2 separate regions of the Homo sapiens genome follow, and region 2 is linked to region 1. The links are chromatin loops, found by intact Hi-C in ENCODE. Cell type or tissue: stomach. All regions are shown on one strand. Links, peaks and the distances in the headings refer to the core of each region. The heading gives the core; the rest is flanking DNA.

What was found. Peaks named below come from ENCODE experiments on the same cell type or tissue, not always from the same donor. Only the 100,000 strongest peaks of a DNase experiment are listed, where the experiment ranks them.
Region 2: it touches region 1 in a loop (2.1-fold over the local background); 8 of 110 quality-filtered maps call a loop at or near these places.

Annotation. Positions count from the first base shown.
Region 1 is chr17:29,361,920-29,377,324 of GRCh38, reverse strand. No RefSeq gene overlaps it. Among named protein-coding and RNA genes, the nearest start is that of TAOK1, 21 kb to the left of the region's middle. RefSeq lists an enhancer at 7,041-7,300 and a silencer at 7,140-7,434. In stomach, for the core only: a CTCF peak has its summit at 7,045 (motif pointing left); DNase peaks (open chromatin) are centred at 7,054, 7,314 and 8,204; H3K27ac peaks cover 489 bases.
Region 2 is chr17:29,447,700-29,463,104 of GRCh38, reverse strand. TAOK1 (TAO kinase 1) reads right to left here. Exons shown (of 20, transcript NM_020791.4): 2 at 11,425-11,650. The coding sequence starts at 11,556. Among named protein-coding and RNA genes, the nearest start is that of MIR4523, 65 kb to the right of the region's middle. RefSeq lists an enhancer at 7,634-7,683. In stomach, for the core only: no CTCF peak of the experiment used is centred there; no DNase peak of the experiment used is centred there.

The sequences.
Region 1 (15,405 bases), core at 3,531-11,530:
ATACACATAAGGATTAGAATTGCCTGGCACAAATAGAAGGCATTTGGGCAAAATACTCCATCAGATTAATAGATACTACAGAGAAAAGGAAACTGGGTTGGAGAATGGGAGATTGGAAGGGAAATGAAGTGGATGAAGAGAAAGAAGGATCAGGAAGGGAATATGCCTAGGAAATTTAGTGAGTAGCTTGGGGTTGTTACCAGAGACCTTCCACTAGGACCCACAGAACAGTGCAGAAGCCGATACTCTTTTTTTTTTTCCTCTCTCTCTACTCACCATTTATTTTGTCTTCTGTAAAAGGATTAGCAGGATGGGCTCAGTGGGAAAGGAGGCCCCTGTGGGATCCTGTTACCAGCCATCTGTGTTCTGTTCTTTACTTTTGAACAAGACGGCTCCAAAACTCTGAACTGGAGAGGGAGTTGGAGCTGCATACAGATCAGCAGAGCTGTTGCTAACAGCTCTGACGCCTGCAGAATGACTCAACCCTCTGTGCCTGGCAGAGTCAGCTGTGGTCCCCTGGAGCCTCCTACTCTAGGGAGAAAATCAGAGATGTGGGGAAGTGGCTTGGGGAAAGGGAAGGAGGACCCTTGATCTTGGGCAGGAATTCAGGCTGGAAGGATAGATTGGGACACTTGAGTCTTCATTTAAGAGTTCCAGCTAATGATGGGGGAGGGATTAAAGATGACAGTGAGGAAAGCACAATCTTCTGTATACTTTAGCTTCTCCCCAAAAAGAGTATACTGTCTGGAGGATGGCAGTCAGTAAAAGCCATATGGCTGTGTCACCAGGAATTCATCCCAAACAGAAATCTCACTCACCTCCCTGGTGAATTTTATTCAGGTACAGGCAGCTCCTGCTGTTCCCTCACTTTCTGAGGAGCCCAAAGACTCTTTTTGTCCCTACAGGGCACCATTAATACTTAACATTTTCAGTGCTGAACAGTTGCTAGCTTCAGACCTCTCCTCTGGTCACTTACTCAGATCTCTCTTAGACGTAGGCAATTAGGAAGAAGAAACCATGCTGGAAAGCTCCTAGGTAAGCCTTCCTGTTTGTTCTGGTCTTTGTTGCTTGTGTATGGGTCATGCCAAGAGTTGTCTGGATTAACCCTATATCAATACTTAAACACCCAGCTCCACCCCGCTCCCCAAACAACCCCAGCCTTCCCTCAAAGAACTTTCCTTTTTATTTGGCTCCTAATCATTCACTAATAGACAGCCCCCCAACTTTGTCTTTTGGGTGCCATGGCAACTCAAAGAAACGGTTGACACTGCCAATAAAGGCATCTGCAAGAGCTCCCTAAAGCCAGACTCCTTTAAAAACAATAATACACTAGGGAATCACCACTATATCCACCCTTCCTACCACCCCACATACACACCCTCAATTGTTGGCTTTAGGGAGAGACTCACAGTTCTTGGAATAGCTGAGAAAGTAGCTGCTTTGCCCCATATGAAAGGTTTTCATACTCTAATACAATTCTTCCCTTAGACATTAGCCTATAAATCAAACCTACCTACCAGGTGTCCATGGAATTTTTTACAAAATAAGTCTGCATGTGCCCTTTACTGATTTTCATTTTTCTGTGCCTATAGGAAGAATCTGAGTATATGGTATTTCAGGGATGAACTTCTGGCTAGTTTCCCACAATGAGGAGACTCTTGATGGCCTCATATAATATGTGTGAAAGTGCTTTTAGATAAGTGCTCAAATATTCATATTAACTAGTATTCCCTGTCCTCGTTCCCCTTTAGTTCAGGCTATATAGTATAGTAGTTAAGCTCTGGGACTCTGGAGCCAAATTTCCTGGATTGAATCTTCTACTTTGCAACTTTTCGTAAGCCTTTCTCTGTCCCTCACCTTTCCCCATCTGTAAAATGAGGAAAATACGAGTATCTACTTCAGAGGATTTTGGGGAAGATTAAATAAATTCAAATCTATAAAGTGCTTAGAACAGTAGCTGGTTTTATATGCTGAACATCTTTTGTATATCAAGTTTACTACTAGACACAGTATGCTGCTGGGAAACACAGACAATGTAACCTGTCCTCAAAGAGTTAACAGCCTGATATTCTCTGGGTAAAGAGAGACAAACCAATATGTAGGTAATGTGACAAGTGCTTCTCTAAATGAAGAGAGAAAACAGAGGAGAGAGCCAGAAATTTACCCTTAGAGGATGGCTGGGTTTTCCCAAAACAGAGAAATGGTATATCATTTAGGAACTCTGGGTTGCAAATAATAACTTGCTTCATTTCGTTCAACAATTTTATTTTAAAGATCTATGTCACAGAAACTCAGGAAAACTAAGAGCCCAGTAGAGCAAGAGATGGCATTTTTATTGTTTTCACTCTGATGTTCACTCATTAGCATGACTTAGCTATTTTCCTCCTGGCAGGGCCTCTTCCACCAGTACTGATTGATTCTTTATTCTTCCTTTCAGATGAATGTTCTCTACCTCATAGTTTCTACTTCCTTGTAGGTTTCCTTGATTCCTCATGGCTCTGAATTTATCTTAATATTAATAGCTTTTCTTTAGGTATCATTTCAGCTTGTGTTCTTATCATTCGAAGCTGCATCCTCGGGCTGGGTTCGGTGGCTCATGCCTGTAATCCCAGCACTTTGGGAGGCCGAGGTGGGTGAATCACTTAAGGTCAGGAGTTCGTAGACCAGCCTGGCAAACATGGTGAAACCCCATTTCTACTAAAAATACAAAAATTAGCTGGGCGTGGTAGCAGGTGCCTGTAATCCCAGCTACATGGGAGGCTGAGGCAGGAGAATTGCTTGAACCTGGGAGGCAGAGGAGGTTGTAGTGAGCCAAGATTGTGCCACTGCACTCCAGCTTGAGTGATGGAGTGAGACACTGTTTGAAAAAAAAAGAAAGAAAAAGAAAAAAAAGGCTCATTCTCTCCTTTTGCTAACTCAAAATTTAAACATTAAGAGAGGCTGGGTGCAGTGGCTCATGCCTGTAATCCCAGCACTTTGGGAGGCCAAAGCCGGGGGATTGCCTGAGCTCAGGGCTTTGAGACCAGCCTAGCTAACATGGTGAAACCCCATCTCTACTAAAAATGCAAAAATTAGCTGGGTGTGGTGGCAGGTGCCTGTAATCCCATCTACTTGGGAGGCTGAGGCAGGAGAATTGCTTGAACCCAGGAGGCAAAGGTTGCAGTGAGCCGAGATCGTGCCATTGCACTCCAGCCTGGGTGACAAGAGCGAAACGCTGTCTCAAAATAAATAAATAAATAAATAGGCCAGACGCGGTGGCTCACACCTGTAATCCTAGCACTTTGGGAGGCTGAGGGGGGTGAATCACGAGGTCAGTAGTTCGAGATCAGCCTGACCACCATAGTGAAACCCTGTCTCTACTAAAACTACAAAAATTAGCCAGGCATGGTGGCACGCACCTGTAATCCCAGCTATTCAGGAGGCTGAGGCAGGAGACTCGCTTGAACTTGGGAGGCAGAGGTTGCAGTGAGCCGAGATTGCGTCACTGCACTCCAGCCTGGGTGTCAGAGCAAGACTCCGTCTCAAAAAAAATAAAATAAAATAAAAATAAAATAAATAAAGAGAATCTGGGCCAGGCGCAGTGGCTCACATCTGTAATCCCAGCACTTTGGGAGGCCAAGGTGGGGAGGATCCCTTGAGCCCAGGGGTTCGAGACCAAGCTGGGCAAAACCGTGAGACCCCATTTCACATATTTTTAAAAAATAATAAGTTTTTAAAAAGAGAGACAGTGTCTGATCAACCTACTCCTTTTTAATTGCCAGATATGTTGGAAATTGCTAGCCAGGTCCTGGATTATCCACCATTGCGTCAGATGCCAATTCTGGTCCAGTCAGCTAAGGCAAAAGGGACATAACTATGGCTACCTAGAGGCTGTCTCTTCAACAGAGGCTGTGGGTGGGAAAGTTTCCCTTGGGAAGGAAATGTGGATGTAGCAGTCATGATGTTCTGTCTAGAAAAGAAATAAGAAACAACATGTACAAAGAGCATGGGAAAGAGAAATGCAGTGTCTGGAGTTGATTCAACAGATATTTACTGAAGGATTGCTAAATGTCAGTCACTATGTAAGGAATAGATAACAAATGCTTTGAGGAGTGTTAGGATGCCATGGGAGCCCATTGCAGGGCCATCCGAACAAGACATGGGATGTCAAGAAAGGCTTCTTAGAGGAAGGAAACTCCACATGGGACCAGATAGAGAAGTAGGAATAAAAAGGAGCATGGCAGGCTGGGTGCGGTGGCTCACGCCTATAATCCCAGCACTTTGGGAGGCCAAGGTGGGCGGATCACCTGAGGTCAGGAGTTTGAGACCAGCCTGGCCAACATAGTGAAACCCCTTCTCTACTAAAAATACAAAAAGTTAGCTGGGGGCGCGGTGGCTCACACCTGTAATCCCAGCACTTTGGGAGGCCGAGGCAGGTGGATCACGAGGGGAGGAGTTCGAGACCAGCCTAACCAACATGTTGAAACCCCGTTTCTACTAAAAATACAAAAATTAGCTGGGCGTGGTGGCACGTGCTGAGTAGCTGAGTAATCCCAGCTACTCAGGAGGCTGAGGCAGGAGAATTGCTTGAACCTGGGAGGCAGAGGTGGCAGTGAGCCGAGATCACACCACTGCACTTTAGCCTGAGTGACAGAGGGAGACTCCGTCTCAAAAAACAAAACAAAACAAAACAAAACAAAACAAAACAAAAAATTAGGTGGGCTTGCTGGCACATGCTTGTAATCCCAGCTACTCAGGAGGCTGAGGCAGGAGAATTGCTTGAACCCAGGAGGCAGAAGTTGCAGTAAGCTGAGATCGCGCCATTGCACCCCAGCCTGGGCAACAAGAGTGAAACTCCATCTCAAAAAAAAAAAAAAAAATTAGCTGGGCGTGGTAGCGGGCTACTGTAATCCCAGCTACTTGGGAGGCTGAGACAGGAGAATCGCTTGAACCTGGGAGATGGAAGTTGCAGTAAGCCAAGATCGCGCCATTGCCATTGCACTCCAGCCTGGACCAAAAAAAAAAAAAAAAAAAAGAGCATGGGATTCCAGGATCTGAAAGAAACTTAATGAGACTGCCAGAAAATGAGGGGGAATAGCAAGAGATATACAGGGACTATGTCATTCAGGTGCTAAAAACTGTAGTTACCATTTACTGAACACAGAACGGAACACTGTGCTCATTATTTTGTATGTATTAGTTTATTTAACCTTCTCAACAATTCTATGAGGTAGGAATAATTATTGTTCATATATATATATTTTGAGATGAAGTCTTGCTCTGTCGCCCAGGCTGAAGTGCAATGGCACAATCTCGGCTCACTGTAACCTCCACCTCCTGGGTTCAAGTGATTCTTCTGCTTCAGCCTCCCCAGTAGCTGGGAATACAGACATGTGCCACCATGCCCAGCCGATTTTTTTTTTCTTTTTTTGTATTTTTAGTACAGACAGGGTTTCACCCTGTTGCCCAGGCTGGTCTCAAATTCCTGAGCTCAGGTGATCCACCTGCCTCAGCCTCACAAAGTGCTAGGATTACAGGCGCCAGCCACCGTGCCGGTCCTCTTTTTTTTTTTTTTTTTGAGATGTAGTCTCGCTCTGTCACCCAGGCTGGAGTGCAGTGGCACAATCTCGGCTCACTGCAACCTCTATCTCCCAAGTTCAAGTGATTCTCCTGCCTCAGCCTCCCTAGTAGCTGGGATTACAGGCACCTGTCACCACGCCCAGCTAATTTTCTGTATTTTTACTAGAGATGGGGTTTCACCATGTTGGCCAGGCTGGTCTCCAACTCCTGACCTCAAATGATCTGCCTGCCTCGGCCTCCCAAAGTGGGATTACAGGTGTGAGCCACTGTGCCCGGCCTATTGTTTACATTTTTAAGATGAGGAAACCAAAACTCAGTGAGATTTACTAATTTACTAATAATCACATAACTAGCAAGTGGCCAAACTGCTAATAAATGAAATTATATTTACTTTGTGGGTCATATTCAGAATATAACGGTATTTATTTTAAGAGCAATGGGAAGCCATTGAAGGGTTTTAAAGCAAAATTGCATTTGGGAAAGATCATTCTTGCTGCAGAGTATAAAATGGATTGTAATGAGCAAAAGGAGACGTAGGGAGACCACTTGGGACCCCACTGCAGACCAGGTGAGAGATGGTATTAACTTGGACTAGGAGGACAACAGTGCTATGGATGTAATCATTCATTTATTATTTTGATCAATAAATATTGAATGAGCTCCCATGAAGAGTGCTAGGCAGTAAAGATACAAATTTGAGGCTGGGCACAGTGGCTCACACCTGTAATCCCAGCACTTTGGGAGGCCAAGGTGCATGGATCACGAGGTCAGGAGATTGAGACTATCGTGGCTAACATGGTGAAACCTCATCTCTACTAAAAATAAAAAAAATTAGCCGGGCGAGGTGACAGGCGCCTGTAGTCCCAGCTACTCGGAAGGCTGAGGCAGGAGAATGGCGTGAACCCGGGAGGCGGAGGTTACAGTGAGCCGAGATTGCACCACTGCACATTGCAGCCTGGGTGACAGAGCGAGACTCTGTCTCAAAAAAAAAAAAAAAGATACAAATTTGAGCAAAGTAGACATGGTCCCTGCCCTCAAAGAGTTTCTCTAAGAGATAGAATAGACAGGAATTAGTGGTGAGTTGCATGTGGTACTGATGGAAAATAAGTGGTCTGGGATGATTAACTGACTTCCAGTTGTCTCCGACACCTATGTTCCTTCTACCACACTACTTCCCCAAGGATTTGTATTGTAGATGAAGAGCAGGGGACTGAAGGGCAGAGTTATGAGGGAAGACCAAGGCGAATTTGGGAAGAGCTTGTATGCCATTCTCATCAACTCAGACTTTATTCTGGAAACTTTAGGGAGCCATTGAACATGTGTAAGCCAGGAAATAGCTTGGACAGATATATGTGTTAGCAAGATCAAGATTTCTTATCCTTTAACACTTAGAATTCCTACAGGGCTAACTAGGCAAGGATGAAAACATGCTAATCTTCTTTTCATATTCTACCCTCTAGTGGCAAGAGGAAAAACAGCAAGTCCAACTCCACAGGTTTGTAAGGAGCAGCCAGCTTTGATTTGCCCTGCACGTCATAGCTCAGAAAGTTTTGCTGCTCATACAATCCTCAGCAAAGACCATCCATTCATTCCGGGATTCCCCCAGCTCATGGACACAGGTCGGTCTCTAACTACAGACAGCCTTCTTCTGGAAACTCTCACCAGCCTGATTTCTAAACTCCCAGTCCACCTTCACATTGTTTGCCTGTTTTCAGTGCCTTTCCTCTGCAGATCTCTCAGTAGGCAGCCGTAAGGAGTCAGCAAAGGCTAACACGGCTGCCCTCAGCTGGAAACCTAGTGTAGTGCCTATTACATTTCTCCTGGAACCACTCCTTGTGAGAAAGGCAATTCAAACTCTATCTTAAGTGAGCATCTACTTCCTTTTCATCTGAGTTATAAAAGAATAGTGCCCCCTTTGGCTCAAATCTATGCAATGTGGAGGAAGAAAAGGCAAGAGCTAATCCTTGCCATGAATTCATCATTGTCATCGTCACCATTTCACCATTATCAGCAACAGACTCTAGAAACAACTTGGTGAAGGCTTGAAAATAGAGGGTAGAGCAGATATAGGGCAGCCTTCTCAAGGATATCTCCTCCTTTTTTTGAAAAGAGATGTTCTCTTTTTCTTGCATCTTTATTCTCAGTCCATTTGCCCTACAGCCTCTGTGCTTCCAAGATGAAGTTCTGATAAGTGTCTGCTGTGATAAGATAATAAGAGAGTCTATCTATGTAGCTTGGAAATAAACACTGGAATTGCTTCTCAAAAATCCAGATTGATTTAAACACCCTCTGGCAATGTTCTTTTGGCATCCTCCCCAATTTTAAATAACTTGGGTCACAGTTTCCTCCACTCATTGACTCAGCACTTCAGTGGCAAAGTGACCCTCTAAATTTCACCTCAGCTAAGATAGCTCCTCCACCTCCTAGAAGGATAATATTGTGAATTAAATGCTGATGCTGTTTCTGATTTAGCACATATGCACCACCCACAGACAATTTATTCTAGACTTTCTTTTAATGCCAGGGGCTTTAAGATTACTGATGAACAGATCCCTCCCCCATCCAAGCCCTCTATTCACCCAGGAATTTGCGATGGAAATAGTACTGTTGGCTGGAGTAGAGCGGCATACCAGTGCTTCTGAGAGCTGAGTGGCCGTTGCCATGGGGGCGAGTGTGTTTGTATAGAACTGCCTATACAAGGTGGCAGGATTGAGGGCTGCTTTTGATTCAGAGCTGATTAGAGTAGACCTGAGCCAGCCCCCTTATTTTACAGATGAGGAAACTGAGGCCCAAAGATTTAGTCAAATGACTTATTCAAGGTCTGAGGGCAAGGTAGAGACAGAGTTGGGCCTTTTGCAATGCATCACTCTTTCCAATAAAACACCCATTCTGGTTGAGTGGGTGCTCTTCCAGCCAGTTCCACTAATGCCACTATGTTATTACAGCACCATCAATCCAGGTGGAAGTGCCAGGAAACATGGTACAGGCAATAATGAGTATGTAAATATTCTTGCATTTGTATGCATGCATATGTTTGCATCAAATTACACGTGCACACCTGAGGGTGATTGTGCTAACTGGATGTTTTTATAGTTCTCTGATTACTGAAATTCCTTAAACCACCCTTTCCTCAAGTGAAATGCGAATAAGAAATAATACCTATCTCAAAGGATTAAATGAAATAATGAATTTAAAGTACTTAGCACAGTAGCTGGCATAATAAGTGTTTGATATTATATTGTTTCTATTATGTCTTTCTGCAATGGAATGTGTCAGTGACTGCCTTCCAGGCACTGGGCTAAATGCTTTAATTTTTCATTTAATATTTACAACACAGTCCTTTGAAATAGGTTCTTTTGTTATCTGCACAGCACTAATGAGAAAACTAGGCCTAGAGAGGTTGAATAACTTGCCTAAGGTCCCAGGGCTAGGAAGTGGCTGAGCAAGAATCAAAACCAGGTCTGTCTAATGTTAATGCCCTCAATTTAACAATTAGGTTGTACTGCCTCTCCTATAGAAAAGAGGAGACACAATGAATCTATTCTAGTGTTTTTGAATTTGTTTGCAAGAACTCTAAATCCAAATACATTAAATACAAATTGCATGTGGGGTGGACTGGCTCATCCATATAAATAAATTTTCATTAAACCCACTGAAACTGTAAGCAAAGGGTTTGTTTTCACTCCCCTTTAATTACAGTTTTTTATAGAGACCCTACTTAGGCATTTTGTATAAGAGACAATTGCCCAATGAATGCCATTTTATTCAATATCTTATTATTTCAAAACTCCATAGGTCTCCTCTTTTTTTTTCTTGCTTTGTCTCCCAGGCTGGATGCAGTGACGTGATCTCAGCTCACTGCAACCTCCACCTCCCGGGTTCAAGCAATTCTCCCTGCCTCAGCCTCCTGAGTATCTGGGATTACAGGCACCCACCACTACGCCGGGCTAATTTTTGTATTTTTAGTAGAGATGGAGTTTCTCCATGTTGGCCAGGCTGGTCTTGAACTCCTGACTTCAGGTGATCTGCCCGCCTCGGCCTCCCAAAGCACTGGGATTACAGGTGTGAGTTGCCGCGGCTGGCCCATAGTCTCCAGACCTATGTAAAAAAATACTAATCTAGGCCGGGCAAGGTGGCTCACCTCTGTAATCCTAGCACTTTGGGAGGACAAGGTGGGAGAATCACTCGAGTTGAGGAGTTGGAAACCAGCCTGGGCAACATAGTGAGACTTTGTCTCTACAAAAAATAAACAAAATTAGCTGGATGTGGTGGTGCATGTCTGTAGTTCTAGCTACTTGGGAGGCTGAGGTGGGAGGATTGCTTGAGCCCAAGAGGTTGAGGCTGCAGTGAGCCAGATCACGCCACTGCACTCCAGCCCGGGTGACGCAGTGAGACCCTGTCTGAAAAAACAAGAGGAGTTTAAAACCAGCCTGGGCAAAATAGGGAGACCCGTCTCTCTACAAAATATAAAAATAAATTAGCAGGCCAGGAGCAGTGACTCACGCCTATAAGCCCAGCACTTTGGGAGGCCAAGGCAGGCTAATCACCTGAGGTGGGGAGTTCGCAACCAGCCTGAACAACAGGTTTAGTAGAAACCCTGTCTCTACTAAAAGTACAAAATTAGCTGGGTGTGGTGGCACATGCCTGTAATCCCAGCTACTAGGGAGGCTGAGGCAGGAGAATCGCTTGAACCTGGGAGGCAGAGGTTGCTGTGAGCCGAGATCGCGCCATTGCACTCCAGCCTGGGCAACAAGAGCGAAACTCCATCTCAAAAAAATAAATAAGTAAATAAAAAATTAGCAAGGCATGGGGGCTTCCATCTGTGGTCCCAGCTACTTGGGAGGCTGAGGCAGGAGGATCACTTGAGCCCTGGAGGTCAAGGCTGCCATAAGCAGTGATCATACCGCTATACTCTATCTGGGTGACAGAATGAGACCCTGTCCCCCTACACACCCCAAAAAGAATATACCTATTTGTTTTCTATCTCCCCTACTAGATTGTAGGCTCCATATGAGAACAAGGACCATGGCTGCTTAGTTCATCAAGATATATGGTGAACCTAGCAGAATGCCTAGCACATAGTAAGCACTCATAAATAGTAGCTGATGTCATTATTCCTAGTGAACTCCCTTTTTCATTCTGCAAAATGGCTGTTTCAAAGCTATACCACTCTCTTCAAACTTCCTCCTCTAATCTTTACCTCCTTAAAATAGGATAGAAATTACTATCTTATTCTCTTTTTTTTTTTTTTCTGAGACAGAGTTTCGCTTTTGTTGCCCAGGCTGGAGTGCAATGGTGCGATCTTGGCTTACTGCAACCTTCGCCTCCCAGGTTCAAGTGATTCTCCTTCCTCAGCCTCCAGAGTAGCTGAGATTACAGTTGCCCGCCACCACACCCAGCTAATTTTTTGTATTTTTAGTAGAGATGGGTTTTCACCATGTTGGTCTCGAACTCCTGGCCTCAGGTGATCTGGCCGCCTTGACCTCCCAAAGTGCTGGGATTACAGGAGTGAGCCACCGCATCGGGCCACTATTCTCATTTTCTATAATCTCCTTAAATGCCCTGAATTTGAGTTAAACTGGACCACTTAACATTCCGTCACACCTCCAACCCACTGTTCGCACTATTCCTCTCCCAGAAATGCCCCCGTCTACTTCCCATCCCATATTGTCATGTTGTCCTTAAAGCTCAACTCAAAGGGCAAGCGCATTCCCTTTTTAGTTTTCCCTGATAGTCCACAATTAACTGTTTCCTTCCCAGAGCCTTTCACAATACTTTTACATTAACTTTTCACATTTTTTATGTGTTATTTGTGTGAGTCTCTTACCCCAAGGAGTGAATTCTTTAGGGATAAGAGATTTGTTATCTTCTTTAAATCCCCACCACTCAGTACAGCTCTTGATGCATGGAATGCAGTCAATATATAGTAAGCAAATTAGTAAATCCAGGGCAGAGTATCTTTAAAAGAAAAACACAAGTTATCCCAGAAACTAACAATAAGAGACCTGATAGGACTCTGAGAAAAGGCAAATACTGAAAAGGCCAGGTGTGGTGGTTCACACCTGTAATCCCAGCACTTTGGGAGGCTGAGGTGGGCGGATCACAAGGTCAGGAGATTGAGATCATCCTGGATAACACGGTGAAACCCCGTCTCTACTAAAAATACAAAAAAATAGCCGGCCTGGTGGCAGGCGCATGTAAGTCCCAGCTATTCAGGAGGGAGGCTGAGGCAGGAGAATGGTGTGAACCCTGGGAGGCAGAGTTTGCAGTGAGCCGAGATCGTGCCACTGCACTCCAGCTTGGGTGACAGAGCGAGACTCCATCTCAAAAAAATAAATAAATAAATAAAATAAAAAGAGAAAAGGCAAATACTGTGTTAATCATGCCTCAGAAACATCTTTTCTTTAAAAACCATAGAAATCGGCCAGGTGTCCGGGTGCGGTGGCTCATGCCCATAATCCCAGCACTTTGGGAGGCCGAGGCGGGCGGATCACAAGGTCAGGAGTTCAAGACCAGCCTGGCCAATATGGTGAAACCCCGTCTCTACTAAAAAATACAAAAATCAGCCAGTCGTGGTGGCACACGCCTGTATTCCCAGCTACTCAGGAGGCTAAGGCCGGAGAATCACTTGAACCCGGGAGGCAGAGGTTGCAGTGAACTGAGATCGCACCACTGCACTCTAGGCTGGGCAACAGAGTGAGACTCTGTCTCAAAAAAAAAAAAGAAAAAAAAAAGCAATGGGCCAGGCACGGTGGCTCATGCCTGTAATCCCAGTACTTTGGGAGGCCAAGGCGGGGCAGCTCACTTGAGCCCAGGAGTTTAAGACCAACCTGAACTCATGACGAAACCCCATCTAAAAAAAAATTACAAAAATTAGCCAGCGTGGTGTTGCAACTACTTGGGAGGCTGAGGTAGGGGGATCACCTGAGCCCTGGAGGCTGAGGCTACAGTGAGCCCTGATCATGCCACTGCACTCCAGCCTGGGTGACAAAACAAAACCTGGTCTTAAAACAAAACATAGAAATCCTCAAAGAAGCTTCTCTTCCCACATGGAAAAACAGAAACCCAGAAATTGAGTGAAAATTGAGTGAAATCAGGACTCCTTGGGCTGACCACTAAGGCTTTAAGAAAAAAAGTCGGATGCTCCTTACTTAGGGAAAATGTGAATGTGAGCTACTCTGTTCTTTCTTTCTTTCTTTTTTTTTTTTTTCTGAGACAAAGTCTCATTCTGTCGCCCAGGGTGGAGTGCAGTGGTGCGATCTCGGCTCACTGCAACCTCCACCTCCCGGGTTCAAGCGATTGTCCTGTCTCAGCCTCCCGAGTACCTGGAATTACAGGCATGCGCCACCATTCCCGGCTAATTTTGTATTTTTAGTAGAGACTGTGTTTCACCATGCTGGCCAGGCTGGTCTAGAACTCCGGACCTCAGGTGATCCGCCCGCCTCAGCCTCCTAAAGTGCTGGGATTATGGGTGTGAGCCACCGCACTTGGCCTTAGTTACCCTTTTCTAACTCTCGTTCAATCTACAAAGAGGAGCTAGGCTCTACTTCCAGATATTCTGAGTTAATTGGTTTAGCATATAGGAATCGGTATTTTTTAGAAGCCTCCCTGAATGATAAAATGTGCAGCCAGGTTGGAGAAGCAGTTCTTAGAATGACGTTATGGACATAATATGCCCCTCTTAAACTCATATGTTGAAGCCCTAACCCCTAATGTGGTGGGTTTTGGGGGTGAGACCTTGGGAGGTAATTAGATTTAGATGAGGTCTTGAGAGTAAAGCCCCGTATTGAGATTAGTGTCCTGATAGGGAGGAAGAGACCAGACCTCTGTGTGTGTGTGTGTGTCTCTCTCTCCCACAATGTGAGGACACAGCTGGAAGTTGGCCATCTGCAAGCCAGGGCAAAGGCCCTTACCAAGAACCTGATCATGCTGACCCTGTGATCTGGGACTTCCCAGCCTCCAGAACTTTGAGAAATAAATCTGTTTTGTTTTTGTTTTTGTTTTTTGAGACAGAGTCTTGCTCTCTCACCCAGGCTGGAGTGCAATGGTGTGATCTCATCTCACTGCAACCCCTGCCTCCCGGGTTCAAGCAATTCTCCTGTCTCAGCCTCCTGAGTAGCTGGGACTACAGGTGCCTGCCACCAAGCCTGGCTAATTTTTGTATTTTTAGTAGAGATGGGGTTTCACCATATTGGTCAGGCTGCTCTTGAACTCCTGACCTCAGGTGATTCACCCGCCTTGGCCTCCCAAAGTGCTGGGATTACAGGCGTGAGTCACTGCGCCCGGCCAAAATCTGTTGTCTAAGCCACTTAGTCTATGGTATTTTGTTACAGCACCTCAAGCTGCCTAAGACAAACAGCAACACACTGGTCTTTCTTTTTTGCTTTGCTTTGCTTTTTTTTTTGAGACGGAGTCTCGCTCTTTTCTCCCAGGCTGGAGCTCAGTGGCGCGATCTCGGCTCACTGCAAACCTCCACCTCCTGGGTTCAAGCGATTCTCCTGCCTCAGCCTCCTGAGTAGCTGGGATTACAGGTGCCCACCACCATGGCCCGGCTAATTTTTGTACTTTTAGTAGAGATGGAGTTTTGCCATGTTGGCCAGGCTGGTCTGGAACTCCCAATCTCAGGTGATCCGTCCGCCGCGACCTCCCAAAGTGCTGGGATTACAGGCGTGAGCCACTGCGCCTGGCCCTTTTTTCTTTTTTCTTTTTTTGAGATGGAGTCTCGCTCTGTTGCCCAGGCTGGAGTGCAATGGCGCGATCTCGGCTCGCTGCAACCTCTGCCTCCCAGGTTCAAGCAATTTCCAGCTAATTCTTTTGAATTTTTAGTAGAGACGGGGTTTCACCATGTTGGCCAGGCTGATCTGGAACTCCTGTCCACAAGTGATCCGCAATATACTGGTCTTTCATACAGGCATAGTGGAGAGCCGATATAAATATCAGAAACTGAGACTTAGAAATTCAACAAATCATCATTATCATACAAAGCACTCTGAAACACTGCCTGGTGCATAGACAACGCTCTATAAGTGTAAGTGAGTAGTAGAAGTATTAGTATTATCATCACCATTGTCAAACTGATAATGAGGGGTCGCTACATACTTTCTTTTAATTTTCACCAAAGAATTAAAGGTAGATTATTTTTCTGTTAAAGAGCTTCTGATTTAATAGTGTTGAATAGTTTGAACAAGGTTTCAGCGTCAGTATTCAAATTATGACTGAAATTTGAATGTCTTTCATTACAACAGGTTGATGGCCGCAGAAATAACTTCCTGTTATTCAGAATAGTGATGCCCAGGACAAATATTACTATTCCATATTTTCCCTGTTTCCTTGGCCATCATCCCTTTTTGCTTTCCAGATTAAGCCCTCCAAGGGAGGTTTAAATAAAAGGCCGTATGGGCTAAAACCAAACAACAACTGAGCAATACCAATGGGCAGAATTTGGGGATCTAAAAACCTAATGGTTTACCTGGAAACAACTAACCCTATTTACAATAAAGAGCCTCCAGCTCTTTGGCTCACCTCCATCTCTTGGGCTCTCCTCCAGGCTTGGAGAGATCAGACTGCTAAAGACAGTCTTTTTCAAGAGGTTCATTTTTTATCTAGTCCTCAAGTCCTCCTACCCTTATTGATTTCTTTTTTCTTTCCTTTTTTTTTTTTTTTTGGTTGTTGTTGTGTGTTGTGCTTTTTTGTTTTGTTTTGTATTGAAACAGGTTCTTGCTCTGTTGCCCAGGCTAGAGTGCAGTGGCATGATCATAGCTCATGTAGCCTCCATCACCTGGGCCCAAGTGATCCTCCCACCTCAGCCTCCTGAAGAGCTGGGACTACATGCATGTGCCACTATGC
Region 2 (15,405 bases), core at 4,891-12,890, 84 kb before region 1:
TTTACTTGACATGATAGAATATTAACAAATGAACTTGAAAAAAAGATGGAATGTTCTAGTAGAAAGTAACAGTAAGAAAAGCTTGCAAAAGTGTTTGTTTACATAATAAAACACTGTGTAGAACAGAACCAAATGAACTATAAGTAACTAACAAAGAACACAATACTACACATCATCTATTCTCACCTCCAGAGAGAAAAAGAGCAAAAACAAAATAAGTTGTAGTCCTAAAGACAAACTAGATGCTGTTGAGAGAAAAACGGGAACAGAAATAGTCAGAGAGAGTAGGAAAAAGAAAATACACACAATAAATAATTTTGTTTCAAACTAGGAAATTGTCTGTGAAGATACATTTGGGATCTATTTTAATAAATTCATAAGAATGATCTGAAATCACTACATCAATTAATTATATATAAATGGTCTTATGAGACTAATGTGAACAACACCAAACAATTTACTGTAATCACTGAAAATATAAAACTTGCAAACCTGCTAAGGGAGCACAGATTAGTAAAATCTTATACTAGGAAACAAGAGGTAAATATTACATCCCGTTTCAAGAAATGAACAAAACCCCACTTTGTTAGAAAGTAAATAAATGATTTTGCTGGGACCATACATGGTCTACCATATTTGTTAGCAAGCTGCCTGGTTCCCAAGCCAGTGTTCTCTTTGGCTTTTATATTATATTTCTTATTGTGTGACCCATCTACTGACATCACATTGGTTCTATTTAAGGTGTTGGAAACTAAAAGATTATGTTTATCTTCCTGGTAATCTAGAGACAGTGATCCTTTTGGACATCTGACTCTGGTTTAGTTTCAAATACTCACTACGGTACCAGTCCTTGATTAGCTTGCCTGATGAAACAGCCATGCTGGCTGACTCAATTTGAGTATTTTTTAATTTAAGGTGATCCCTGCCAATTAATTAAAATTCAGAAGTGTGTTAAAGAGCTATTTTTAGCCACCTAAAAAAATTTGACCAGAGGGTCCTTCCTTTAGATAGTCTATAAACAAACACTGCACATTTCATCCTGTCATGGAGTGGGGATGAGAGGAAATGTAACAACAGAACAGTGTGTGCATGGGTTTCTCTGATACCACAAAATATGAAGATTAGTGACCCAGAAATAGAATTGCAGCAAAAAGATTCAATTCTGGACTACATTCAAACTTTCCTCATCTACATGTTCATGTTTCCCACACATCAATAAACATAACAGAAAAAACCTGCTTTGAGTTAATTAACCTTGACTCCTCTGTGCTTTCATTCAATTGTTTCTGGGATGGTCCTAACCTGAATTGGAGAGTTTCCTGGCCCCCTAAATCAGCATTAAAAAAAAAAAAAATTTCGCTCTCTACATTTCATTACACAAATCTGTCAAACATATGACAAAGTTGGCACAGCACAGTGAACCCTTCTTATGCCTTCCTTTAGATCAGAAGTGAGCAAAGTTTTTCTCCAAAAGGCAAGTAGTAGAAATTTCAGGCTCTGTGGGCCGCATACAATCTATGTTGCATATTCTTCTTTATTTAATGTTAAAACTGTCCTTAGTTTAGGAGCTGAACAAAAACACATCACAGGTTGGATTTGGTGTCAGGGCTGAGGTTTGTTGGCCCTGTCTATAGAAAAATTCTTGGTTAACATTTTGCCACATTTCCTTTGAGATTTTCTATCTAAATATACCTTTTGTTATCATTATTTTATAATTAAAGAGCCATTAGAGAATATTCTGATCCTTAGTCCTAAAACACTTCTTCATGTATCTCCTAAGAACAAGAACATTCTCATGAATAACCAAAGTACAATTACCGTATGTAGAAAATTCAGCACTGATATAATATCATTATCCAGATGCATACATAGTACGCACTCAAATTTCACCAACGTTTGAGTAATGCTCTTTACAGGCTTTTTTTTTCTAATCCAGGATCACACATTATGCCTAATTTCCGAGTCTCTCCTAAACCAGCTCCAGATATCTGACTTAGAACAATTTGTTTTTGTTTTCTCGTTAGAATCTTATTTCTGAGACTATGAGACCTTCAACTACAGCTCTCTGAAATAATCCAGTTTGGGTAGAAGAATCTTAGCAATTATTACATAAGGAGGTGCAAACAACAGAGAATCACTTCCTCTCACTCTCTTTAATAATTCTACTCTAGGAGTGAGACACTACCACATGCGCCCTTTATCTTATCAGAATATAAATGCTCTTTATTCTACTGATTAAAACTTTCATTCTCAACTGTTTACTTACCTCTCCACTCTCACTGCTACTAACTAAGCTCTCTGCATTTCTTTCCTAAATTATTATAAAAGCATCCTAATCAGTCTCTCTGCTTCGATCTCTGATACATGCCAACCTTTCCTCTACATTAATACAAGAGTAAACTTTACTTCACAAATGGAAATAAAATATTTCTGTTGTACTTCAGTGGTTCCCTGAAGACTTCAGAATAAAGCCCATATTTCTTAGGGTAATGTAGCAGGTATTTCAAGAGCCCTTGATTATCTTTCTTTTCTCCCATTACATCTTTAGTTCCCACTATACCCTTGATCCTAGGCATACCAACTTCAGTCATACTTGTCAAAAAAGACTACTGACAGGCCGGGTGTGGTGGCTCATGCCTGTAATCCCAGAACTTTGGGAGGCCGAGGCGGGTGGATCATGAGGTCAGGAGTTCGAGACCAGCCTGGCCAACATGGTGAAACCCGGTCTCTACTAAAAATACAAAAATTAGCCAGGTGTGCTGGCAAATGCCTGTAATCCTAGCTACTCAGGAGCCTGAGCCAGAAGAATTGCATGAACCCGGGAGGTGAAGGTTACAGTGAACTGAGATCGTGCCACTGCACTCTAGTCTGGGTGACAGAGCGAGACTCCGTCTCAGAAAAAAAAGACTACTGACAAAGTTCTAGAATTGGGATAATGCAATTTTATAGTTTTATTTTGAAAAAGTTAAATCATTGATATTTTGCCAAGATGGGTCTTTGTCTCTTTAATAAAAGGAAAAGGGCAAGAAACATTACTTTCACCACTTTGTAGATCATATAGGCAGGCCTAAAGAGGTCTGAGGAAAACCTGCTGAAATTCAAAACTTTCCAATATAACAATGAAAGACCCACTGCTCCAAAACACCACATCTTTACAGAAGGATATATGAAAAGCCCAGGTAAGTACAAATAATATGACTAGTGAGGATGTGGAGAAAAGGGAACCCCTGTACACTGTTGGGAATGTAAATTAGCACAACCACTATGAAGAAGAGTTTGGATGGAGGTTCTCCAAAACACTAGAAATAGAGCTACCATATCATCCAGCAATCCAACTATTAGGTATATGCCCAACATAAAGGAAATTAGTATTATCAAAGAGATATCTGCACTCTCATGTTTATTGCAGCACTATTCACAACAGCCAAGAGCTGGAAACAATGTAAGTGTCCACCAACAGACAAATAGATAAAGAAAATGTGGTACATTTATACAATGAAGTACTATTCGGCCATAAAAAAAGAATGAGGCCGGGTGTGGTGACTCATGCCTGTAACTGGGAGGCTGAGGCAGGTGGATCACTTGAGGTCAGGAGTTCGAGACCAGCCTGGCCAACATGGTGAAATCCCGTTTCTACTAAAAATAAAAAAAAACAAACAGCCGGGCGTGGGGGCGGGCGCCTGTAATCTCAGCTACTCGGGAGGCTGAGATAGGAGAATCACTTGAACCCAGCAGGCGGTGTTTGCAGTGAGCTGACAAAGCAGGCAATATATGTAAAACAATTATATAAAATTACCAGAGAGCAACAAATGCAGGCATAACTTTAGAGACTACAATCCTTGAAAAAAACAACAGTATGCAAAATGAACTCCAAATTTACCCCAGCTTCATCTCTGAACTTGTGAAAGGAAAACAGAGTCCAAGAAGAAAGCCAGGCTGAGGAGACAGAAGCCAGAGTCAGAAGCTAACAAAAGCACAATCTCAGAAAAGGAAGCTGAAAAGCAGAAGCTCAAAAATCTACAAATTCTCCTTAAGTAACCGGCCAACATGGTGAAACCCCATCTCTAGTAAAAATACAAAAATTAGGCTGGGCAAAGTGGCTCATGCCTATAATCTCAGCACGTTGGGAGGCCAAGGCGGGTGGATCTCTTGAGGTCAGGAATTCAAGACCAGCCTGGCCAACATGGTAAAATCCTGTCTCTACTAAAAATACAAAAAAATAAAAAATAAAAATAAAATAAAATTACCTGGGCGTGGTGGCGCACGCCTATAATCCCAGCTACTCGGCAGGCTGAGGCAGGAGAATTGCTTGAACCCAGGAGGCAGAGGTTGCAGTGGGGCGAGATTGCAATACTGCATTCCAGCCTGGGCAAAAGAGTGAGACTCTGTCTCACAAAAAAAACAAATAAAATAAATAAACAAAAAATAGAAATACAAAAAACTAATCAGGTGTGGTGGCGCATGTCTGTAATTCCAGCTACTGGGGAGGCTGAGACACGAGTATCACTTGAACCCAGAGGCAGAGGTTGCAGTGTGACAAGATTGTGCCATTGCACTCCAGCCTGGGTAAGAGAGCGAGACTTCGTCTCAAAACAAAAACAAAACAAAACAAAAAAAACCATATTGAAATACTACTACACACCCACCAGAATGCAAATTAAAATGACTGTCAATACCAAATGTTGGAGACGATAAAGAGCAAACCAAATTCTCATACACTGCTGATGGGACTGTAAAATTTCTCCCTCTTGATAAAAACATCTGGGAATTGATTATAAAACTAACATAAGCTTGCCTGATGACTCAATAACCCCATCCTTGATATTTACTGAAATCAAAACATCCATAAAAAATAACTGTGCATGAATTGTTCACAGCAACTTTATTCATAATAGCCAGAAACCGTAAACAGTAAAGCTTTCTGCCAACAAAAGAATGGAGAAACAAACTGTGGAGTAATCATATAACAGTGTTATGGTTAATTTTTTTTTTTTCAAGATGGAGTCTCACTCTGTCGCCCAGGCTGGAGCCCAGTGGCGCAATCTCGGCTCACTGCAAGCTCCACCTCCCGGGTTCACGCCGTTCTCCTGCCTTAGCCTCCCAAGTAGCTGGGACTACAGGCGTCCGCCACCACACCCGGCTAATTTTTTGTATTTTTAGTAGAGATGGAGTTTCACCGTGTTAGCCAGGATGGTCTCGATCTCCTGACCTCCTGATCTGCCTGCCTCGGCCTCCCAAAGTGCTGAGATTACACGCGTGAGCCACCGTGCCTGGCCTTTTGTTATGGTTAATTTTATCTGTCAACTGGGCTAGGCCATGGTACCCAGATCTTTAGTCAAACACTATTTATATGTTTCTGCGAAGGCATTGTTTGGATGGCACTTAAATCAGTAAACTCAGGCAAGGTGCAGTGGCTCACGCCTGTAATCCCAGCACTTTGGGAGGCCGAGATGGGTGGATCGCTTGAGGTTAGGAGTTCAAGACCAGCCTGGCCAACATGGTGAAACCCCGTCTCTACTAAAAATACAAAAATTAGCCGGGCATGGTGGTGCGCACCTGTAATCTTAGCTACTCAGGAGGCTGAGGTGGGAGAATCACTTGAATCCAGGATGTGGAGGTTGCAGTGAGCCGAGATCACGCCATTGCACTCCAGCCTAGGTTACAGAGCCACACTCCATCTCAAAAAAAAAAAAAAAAAAAAAGGCCTGGGGTGGTGGCTCACGCCTGTAATCCCAGCACTGTGGGAGGCCGAGGCGGGCGGATCACCTGAGGTCAGGAGTTCAAGACCAGCCTGGCCAACATGGTGAAACCCCATCTCAACCAAAAAATACAAAAATTAGCCAGGTATGGTGGCATGCACCTGTATATTCCCATCTACTTGGAAGGCTGAGGTGGGAGGGGTGCTTGAACCCAGGAGGCAGAGGTTGCAGTGAGCCAGGATCATGCCACCGCACTGCAGCCTGGGAGACAGAGACAGAGTGAGACTCTGTCTCAAAAAAAAAAAAAAAAAAAAAAGAAAAAGAAAAAAAGAGAAGAAAAGAATGGGAGAACGTTACAGAAATAGAACTATATGGCCAGATGCTGTGGCTCACGCCTGTAATCCCAGCACTTTGGGAGGCCGAGGAAGGCGGATCACAAGACCAGGAGATCGAGACCATCCTGGCTAACACAGTGGAACCCCGTCTCTATTAAAAATACAGAAAATTAGCCAGGCGTGGTGACAGGCGCCTGTAGTCCCAGCTACTTGGGGGGCTGACGCAGGAGAATGGAGTGAACCCGGGAGGCAGAACTTGCAGTGAGCTGAGATCACACCACTGCACTCCAGCCTAGGCGACAGAGCGAGACTCCGTTTTAAAAACAAAACAAAACAAAAAAAGAAATAGAACTATATGAGAACATTATAGGTTGAGTATACCTTGTGCAAAATGCTTGGGACCAGAAGTGTTTCAGATTTCAAATTTTTTCACATTTTGGAATATTTGCATTACACTTACTGGCTGGGTATCCCCAGTCTGAAAATCCAAAATCTGAAATGCTCCAACAAGCATTGGATTTTCAGATTTGGGATGCTCAACCTGTAATAGACAAATTCCTAGAAACTTACAAACTAAACTAACTCAAGAAAATCGAAAATCTCAACAGACCTATCATAAGTAAAGAGATTGAATCTGTAATCAAAAACCTCCCAAGAAAGAAAACTTCAGAACCAAATGGCTTCCCTAGGAAATTCTACCAAACATTTTTTTTTTCCCGGAGACAGAGTCTCGCTCTATCCCCCAGGCTGGAGTGCAGTGGCATGATCTTGGCTCACTGCAACCTCCACCTCATGGACGGGTTCAAGCGATTCTCATGCCTCAGTTCCCCGAGTAGCTGGGACTACAGGCATGCACCACCACACTCAACTTATTTTTGTATTTTTAGTAGAGACGGGGTTTTGACATGTTGTCCAGGCTGGTCTCGAACCCCTGACCTCAGGTGATCTGCCTGCCTTGGCCTCCCAAAGTGCTGGGATTACAGGCATGAGCCACCGCGCCCGGCCCTACCAAACATTTAAAGAAGACTAATACCAATCCTTCACAAACTCTATCAAAAAATAGAAAAGAAGGGAACACTTCCTAACTCACCCTATGAAGCCAGTATTACCCTGATGCCAACACTAGATAAAGACATCACAAGAAAACTACAGACCAGCATCTCTTACAAATGTGGAATGAAAAATTCCCAACACCATACTAGCAAACAGAAACCTAGAGCATATTAAAAGAATTACAAACCGTGATGAAGTTTGATTTATCACAGACATGTAAGGGTGATTTAAACTAACAAAATCAATCAATTTGATATACCACATTAATAAAATGAAGGAAAAAAAAAACACATGATCCAGCTTGATGCAGAAAAGGCATTTGACAGAATCCAATACTTTCATGATAAAAACACTCAAAAAAACAGGAATAAAGGGAACTTCTTCAACATGATAAAGGGTATTTATTAAAAACCCAGTGCTAACACCATACTCAATAGTAAAAGGCTGAAAAGGCTTTCTCACTACTATCAGGAACAAGACAACATGCTCACTTTCACCACGGCTGTTCAACACTGTACTGGAAGTTCTAGCCCAGGGTATCAAGACAGGAAAAACGAAAGCCATTCAAGTTGAAAAGAAAGAAGTAAAACCATCTCCATTTGCAAATGATATAATACTGTACGTAGAAATTTCAAAGAATCCAACAGAAAGATACTAGAACATACAAACTCAGCAGAGTTGTAGGGTACAAGATGAAGATACAAAAAACAGCTATGTTTCTATACATCAGCAATGAACAATTTCACACGGAATTAAGAAAGTAATTCCACTTACACTAGCATCTAAAAGAATAAAATACGTAGGAATGACCAGATGCAGTGGCTCACACCTGTAATCCCAGCACTTTGGGAGGCTGAGGCAGGCAGATCACTTGAGGTCAGGAGTTCAAGACCAGCCTGGCCAACATGGTGAAACCCTGTCTCTACTAAAAATACAAAAATTAGCCAAGTGTGGTGGTGTGTACCTGTAATCCCAGCAACTTAGGAGACTGAGGCAGGAGAATCACCTGGGAGGCAAAGGTTGCAGTGAGCAAAGATCGTGCCACTGTACTCCAGCCTGGGTGACAAAGCAAGACTGTCTCAACAAAAAACAAAAAATACCATCCTGGCTAACACAGTGAAACCCCGTCTCTACTAAAAATACAAAAAATTAGCTGGGCATGGTGGCATGCTCCTGTAGTCCCAGCTACTTGAGAGGCTGAGGCAGGAGAATCATTTGAACCCAGGAGGCCGAGGCTGCAGTGAGCCGAGATCGCACCACTGCACTCTAACCTGGGTGACAGGGTGAGACTCCGTCTCAAAAACAAAAAAAAAACAAAAAAACAAAAAAACCTAAGAATATGTTGCATGGAGGTGAAACATTTGCAACTAAATGCAAAATAATGCTCAAGGAAATTAAAGCTATAAATAAATGTTTAGAAAGACATTCTGTGTTCATGGATCAGAAGACTTAATATTATTAAGACAGTGATCTATAGATCTACCAAAAGTGATCTATAGAGTCAACACAATCCCTATCAAAATTCTAAGTCTTTTTTTGCAGAAATAAAAAAGCCACGTCAACTGGAAAGTGGTAATAAGAAAAAAAAAAGCCAATCCTCAAATTCATATGAAATTTCAAGGAGCTCTGAAACAAACCTTAAGAAGAATAACAAAGTTGGAGGAATAAAACCTCTTGATCTCAAACTTACCACAAAGCTACAGTCATCAAAACGGTGTGGTACTGACATAAAGATAGACATACAGATAAATGGAATAGAATTAAGAGATCAGAAATTAATCTATGAAATATGATCAACTGATTTGACAAGGATGCCAAGACAATTCAATGGGGGAAATAACAGTCTCTTTAACAGATGTACTGGGAAAACTAGATTTACCCACACAAAAGAATGAAGTTGGGGCCAGGTGTGGTGGCTCACACCTATAATCTCAGCACTTTTGTGAGGCCAAGGTGGGTGGACTGCTTGTGCCCAGGAGTTCAACACCAGCCTGGGCAACATAGCAAAACCCCATTTCCAAAAAAAAAAAAAAGCAAAAAAATTAGCTGGGCCTGGTGGTGCACGCTTGTGGTCCCAGCTATTCTGGAGGCTGAGGTGGGAGGAACACCTGAGCCCACGGAGGCTGAGGACGTAGTGAGCCATGATGACTCTGCTGCACTCCAGCCTGGGCAACAGAGTGAGAGACCCTGTCTCAAAAAAAAAAAAAACAAAAAAACCTAAGTGAATGAAGTTAGACCTCTACCTCACACCATATATAAAAACTAACTCAAAATATAGCTAGACATGGTGGCATGCACCTGTAATCCCAGCTACTCGAGAGGTTGAGGCAGGAGAATTGCTTGAACCCGGGAGGCGGAGGTTGCAGTGAGCTGAGAACGCACCACTGCACTCCAGCCTGGGCAACAGAGCGACGCTCTGTCTCAAAACAACAAAAACAAAACAAAACAAAAAATCTAACTCAAAATAGGCCAGGTGTGGTGGCTCACACCTGTAATCCCAACACTTCAGGAGGCTAAGGCAAGAGGATCACTTGAGGTCAGGAGTTTGAGACCAGCCTGGCCAACATGGCAAAACCCCGTCTCTACTTAAAAGACAAAAATTAGCCAGGGGTTAGTAGCACGTGCCTATAGGAGATCGAGACCATCTTGGCTAACACGGTGAAACGCTGTCTCTACTAAAAATACAAAAAATTAGCCGGGCGTGGTGGTGGGCGCCTGTAGTCCCAGCTACTCGGGAGGCTGAGGCAGGAGAATGGCATGAACCCGGGAGGCGGAGCTTGCAGTGAGCCGAGATCGTGCCATTGCACTCCAGCCTGGGCAATAGAGCGAGACTCCATCTCAAAAAAAAAAAAAAAAAAAGTAAGCCAGAAACTAAAGGTCAAATATTGTACGATTTCTTTTTTATGAAGTATCCAGAATAGGCAAATCCATAGACATAGAACAAAGACTGGTGCAGCTGCTGTGGTGCAGTTAGGCAGTCCCACAAACAAACACAGAATACTATAGGAACCTGCAAATCCACTCCTAGGTACATACTCAAAATTGAAAACAGGGACTCAACCAGATACACATCAATGTTCATGGCAGCATCATTCACAATAGTCAAAAGTGGAAACAACCCATGTGTTCATCAACAGATGTATAGATAAACAAATTATGGTTTAATATACAATGGAATATTATTCAGCTATAAAGAAGAATGAAGTTCTCACAGATACTGCAATATGGATGAAGCTCAAAAACAATCAGTTAAATAATATAAGCTAGAAACAAAAGAATAAATATTGTTTGACTCCATTTCTATGAATATCTAGAAATATCTAAGCAAATTCATCGAGACCAAGGGAGATTACAGGTACCAGGGGCTGGGTGGAGGGTGAAATGGGAGTTACTGTCAGTGGATATAGAGTTTCTATTTCAGGTGATGAAAATGTTTTAGAAGTAGATGGTGGTAATGTTTGTGCAAATGTTAAAAAATAATTAAAACAGCAAATTTGATAAGTTTTTTTAATTCACACGCACACACAAATGCATATAAAAGAAACAGACTTTGGTATATCTGTCAAATAATAATCCTAGACCTCCACAAGACTAAGATTGACTCTGAATGGGACTTTACAGAAGTAGAAATCAGTGGAAGTCTGTGTTCTGCAGTATTTAACTCTATAGCAATGCAAGCCATGAGACTTATAAAAAAGGTGTGCTAAGAATTCTAAAAAAGTAACACATAAGTTAAAGCAAATTTTTTTCTTTTTCTTTCTTTCATTTGTTTATTTATTTATTTATTTATTTATTTATTTTTTGTGACAGGATCTGCTCTGTTGCCCAGGCTGAAATGCAGTGGTACAATCTCGGCTCACTGCAACCTCTGCCTCTTGGGCTCAGGTGATTCTCTGGCCTCAGCCTCCTGAGTACCTGGAACTACAGGTGTGCACCACCACACCGGGCTAAGTTTTGTATTTTTTGTAGAGGCAGGGTTTCACCATGTTGCCCAGGGTGGTCTCAAACTGCTGGACTCAAGCAATCCACCCAACCTTGCCTCCCAAAGTGCTAGGATTACAGGCGTGAGCCACCAAGCCTGGCCCACAAAATAATATTCTTTCTCATTTTTTCAATAATCCAAGAAGTTCAATAAATAAAACTATTTTCATATTTGAATTTTACACACAGACACACACACTCACCCACGCTCTCGCTCTCGCGCTCTCTCTCTTCCCCCTATGCAAGTGACTATAAAATGACTATGGCCTATATCTCTTTTCATTACTATATTTTGCTCTGTCAGGAGTGGACATTAAGTAAATTTTAGTCACTGACATCAAGCCACTAACACTTACAAAATACACTGCTCCAAAGCTTCCATGGCCAATTTCTCTGAGATCTGTGAAGAGCTTCTCTGGATCTTCTTTGAAGAAGAGCTCTGCAATTTCAGGGTCCTTCAGGCTGCCTGCTCTGTTAGTTGATGGCATCCTGCTGAGCAGTCAGCTGTCTTGATTCTAATTTTATACTGCTATCCCGATCCTTGGTTCATCTGTATGAATGAAGTCACGTTGGCATAAACTACTGTAGAAAAATAGAAAAAAAAAGTCAGAAAAGGCAAAAACTGCTAAGAATAATTAGTATAAGGTCATATACTGATCTACAAATTTATCTCATGTCTAGAATTTCACTGAAAAGGCAGTGTGGGTACTACTGCAGTAGCTCCTAAACCTGTTTCATCATCATGAACACCATGGTACTTCAAAAACAGATTCCTACTATACAGCACTTTAAAAAAATGAGATAATCTTTGTATCTTGGGAGGTTTTCTAAGTCAATACTTAAAAATGTATCCACTTCTGATGCAGTCATCTCATCAATAGAGAAGATAATATAAAAGAGACTATTTTAAAAATACACAATAACGCAAGATGTGCCCACAGTATTTCTGACAACAGGAAACTTCTTTTCTTTTCAGATACCGTATGCTAGTGTACTAATCAACTCTAACAGACATTCAAAGAAAAATATAGTGGGAGAAAGTAATGTATTTCACAGACAACTGTTTCTCCATAAACTTGATTCACCTGATTCACATTAAAATATGCCCTTTATCAACTGTTTCATTAAATAAGTAGAAATACAGATAACCAGAAAACTTCCTGGCAGTTGTCCTATCAATTCCTTTATATCAGATTACCCAGTTTTAATACTGGCTGTCATAGCCAGACTCAGTGGCTCATGCCTGTAATCCCAGCTCTTTGGGAGGTCAAGGCAGGAGGATCGCTTGAGACCAGGAGTTCATGACCAGCCTGGGTAATATGGTAAGACCCTGCCTCTACAAAAATAAATTTAAAAAATTAGCCAAGAGTGGTGTCATGCACTTATAGTCCTGGCTACTTTGGCGGCTAAGGCGGAAGGATCACTGGAGTTCAGGAGGTCAAGGTTGCAGTGAGCTATGATCACACCACCGCACTCCAGCCTGGGCAACAGGGTGAGATCCTGTCTCAAAACAAAACAAAACAAAACTGGATGTCATAATTAAGAGGCTTTGGAACCTGGACTCTGGAATGACACTGCTGGATAGGAATCCCAGCAACACTAGTTCTGAAATTAGGTAGTATCATTTTCCTAATCTGTAAAATGACTATAGGCCAGGTGTGAAAGTTCACATCTGTAATCCAAGCATTTTGAGAGGTCAAAGTGCAAGGATCACTTGCGGCCAGGAGCTTGAGACCAGCTCAGACAACACAGCAAGATCTTCCAATACAAAAAAATTACAAAATTAGCTGGGTGGTGTGGTGTGCTCCTATAGTCCTAGCTACTTGGGAGACTGAGGTGGGAGGATCACTTGTGCCCAGAGGTTCGAGGTTACAGTGAGTGATGATCACCCCATGGCATTCCAGCCTGGGCAAGAGAGAGAGACCCTGTTTGTTAGATGAAAGAAAGGAAAGGAAAGGAAAAAGGAAATAAAAAGGAAAGGAAAGAAAAGAAAAGGGAAAGGAAGGAAGGAGGAAAAAATCTACTTCACAGTGTAATCAGGAGGGTTAAATGAGTTAATAAATGAAAGCATAGAGTAATACTCTGGAGTAATAAGCACTACAGTAAGTGTTAGCTATTTTCTTTTAACTTGTTCAAATTCAACAATTTTTAAAAACTCCAAAATTGATTTCATCAGGCTTTATTTTTTCCTTTTTTGAGACAGAGTCTCACTCTGTCACCCAGGCTGGAGTGCAATGGCACAATCTCAGCTCACTGCAACACCCATCTCCCAGGTTCAAGCAATTCTCCTGCCTCAGCCTCCCAAGTAGCTGGGACTACAGGCACGCACCACCGCCCCCGGCTAATTTTTGTATTTTTAGTAGAGATGGGGATTCACCATGTTGGCCAGGCTGGTCTCGAACTCCTGACCTCAAGTGATCTGCCTGCCTCAGCCTCCCAAAGTGCTGGGATTACAGGCATAAGCCACCACACCTGGCCTGATTTCATCAGACTTTTAAGAGAAAAAAACAGCTCCATCCAATTCTTGTCAAGTAACAAGCAATTTTAATTCTTGCTAGAAAACTTCTTTGTAACTATATAAAATACATTTATATGTCTTTTGTACCCCCCTAAATTAACACCACACTGCAATAAAAATATATAAATTCTTAATTTGTATTCAATTTCTAATATATATCCAAGGCTGCCCCATATACTTTTACCAATTTCCCTGTTCTAGAAGTTCCCTGGAGCAGTCTTAATCACAGTTCTTCCAAGAATATGTGACCATAGCAAAGTCACTTAACTTCTCATCCCTAAACTGAGTAGGCTGAACTAAATTCCATATAAAGTATTAATTTTCAATTAATCAAACTATTAAAAAAACAAACTTCAGTGTTACTTAAGACCGTAGTTAAGAATTTTGAATGATTAAGTTTTAGTGCCCTTATTACAAGAATTATTTTACATTAAAATTTTCTAGCTGGGTCCATGATCGGCATCTTCTTTCTTATCTACCTAACAAATTCCCACTCAAAGTCTTTCAAGATTTAGATTAAATGTCATAATGTTTGCAAAACCTTAACTCTATTAGAAAAGTCAGTTACTCTCCCTTTATGCCCCCAAAGCATCCTGCCGCATTTACCGTATTATATTGCAATTATTTAACTCTCTCTTTCCTAAACAAGCAGGCACAATGTGTCTCATTCATTTTTGTATCATCTCTCCAGCTTCTACCCCTTACCATCTACAGTTATTATATAAATATTGCTGAATAAAACAATATACTTAATTATCTTCTATGTAACTCCTAAAAATGATTTCACTTCCACAAATACTTACAGAACAAACAGTATGCATAAGACTATGATATACAAAAACTTTAAAGTTGTTAAGAACAGAGAAAATGCAGAATAGCAACTTCCAGAAATTCAGAGAGACAAGAGATAATTAGGGAATTGAAATACTTGTTCTACCAAAGACCAAAGGACAACACAATACTATCACCATCACAAGAGTAAAATACTAAAACAAAAAGACAAGGAAATTAATAACCTAAAAGACCCAGAAACAAACCCATGTATGTCTATCTTGGAATTTAACACACACAGTTAAAGGAGAAGAAATAAAGGTTGAGAAAACTTGACAATCCATTTGGAAAAAAAGTTATATGCCTATCACATATCTTACCATAAACATTACTGCTAAATGGCTAAAAAAGGCATCTCAAATCAATGGGAAAAAGATTGATTTGATAAAAATGTGTTTTTGAGAGCGCCTAATAGCCATGTGAGAGAAAAATTATACCTTTTCCTCAAACCGAACATCAGAATTACATAGGGATCAGATACACAAATATAAAAAAAAGAAACTATACGAGTACTGGGAGGAAATATGAGTAAATTTCTTTGTAACCAGTGTGAAGAAACTTATCTATGATCTACATGCAAAGCAGTAAGAAAAAAACATATTTGACAATATAAAAAAGAAAGCTTGAGAGGAACACAGTAAAAGATACCAAAAATAATAAAAAAAAAGATAAACTCGGTATGAAAGCAGGAAGTACATCTGTAAGAATTAAAAAAAAAAAAAAAAAAAAAAAGACCAGGTGCAGTGGCTCACGCCTGTAATCCCAGCACTTTGGGAGGCTGAGGCGGGTGGGTCACCTGAGGTCAGAAGTTCAAAACCAGCCTGGCCAACATGGGAAACCCTGTCTCTACTAAAAATACAAAAATTAGCCAGGCGTGGTGGTAAGCACCTGTAATCCCAGCTACTCGGGAAGCTGAGGCAGGAGAATCGCTTGAACCCAGGAGGCAGAGGATGCCCTGAGCCAAGATCGTGTCATTGCACTGCAGCCT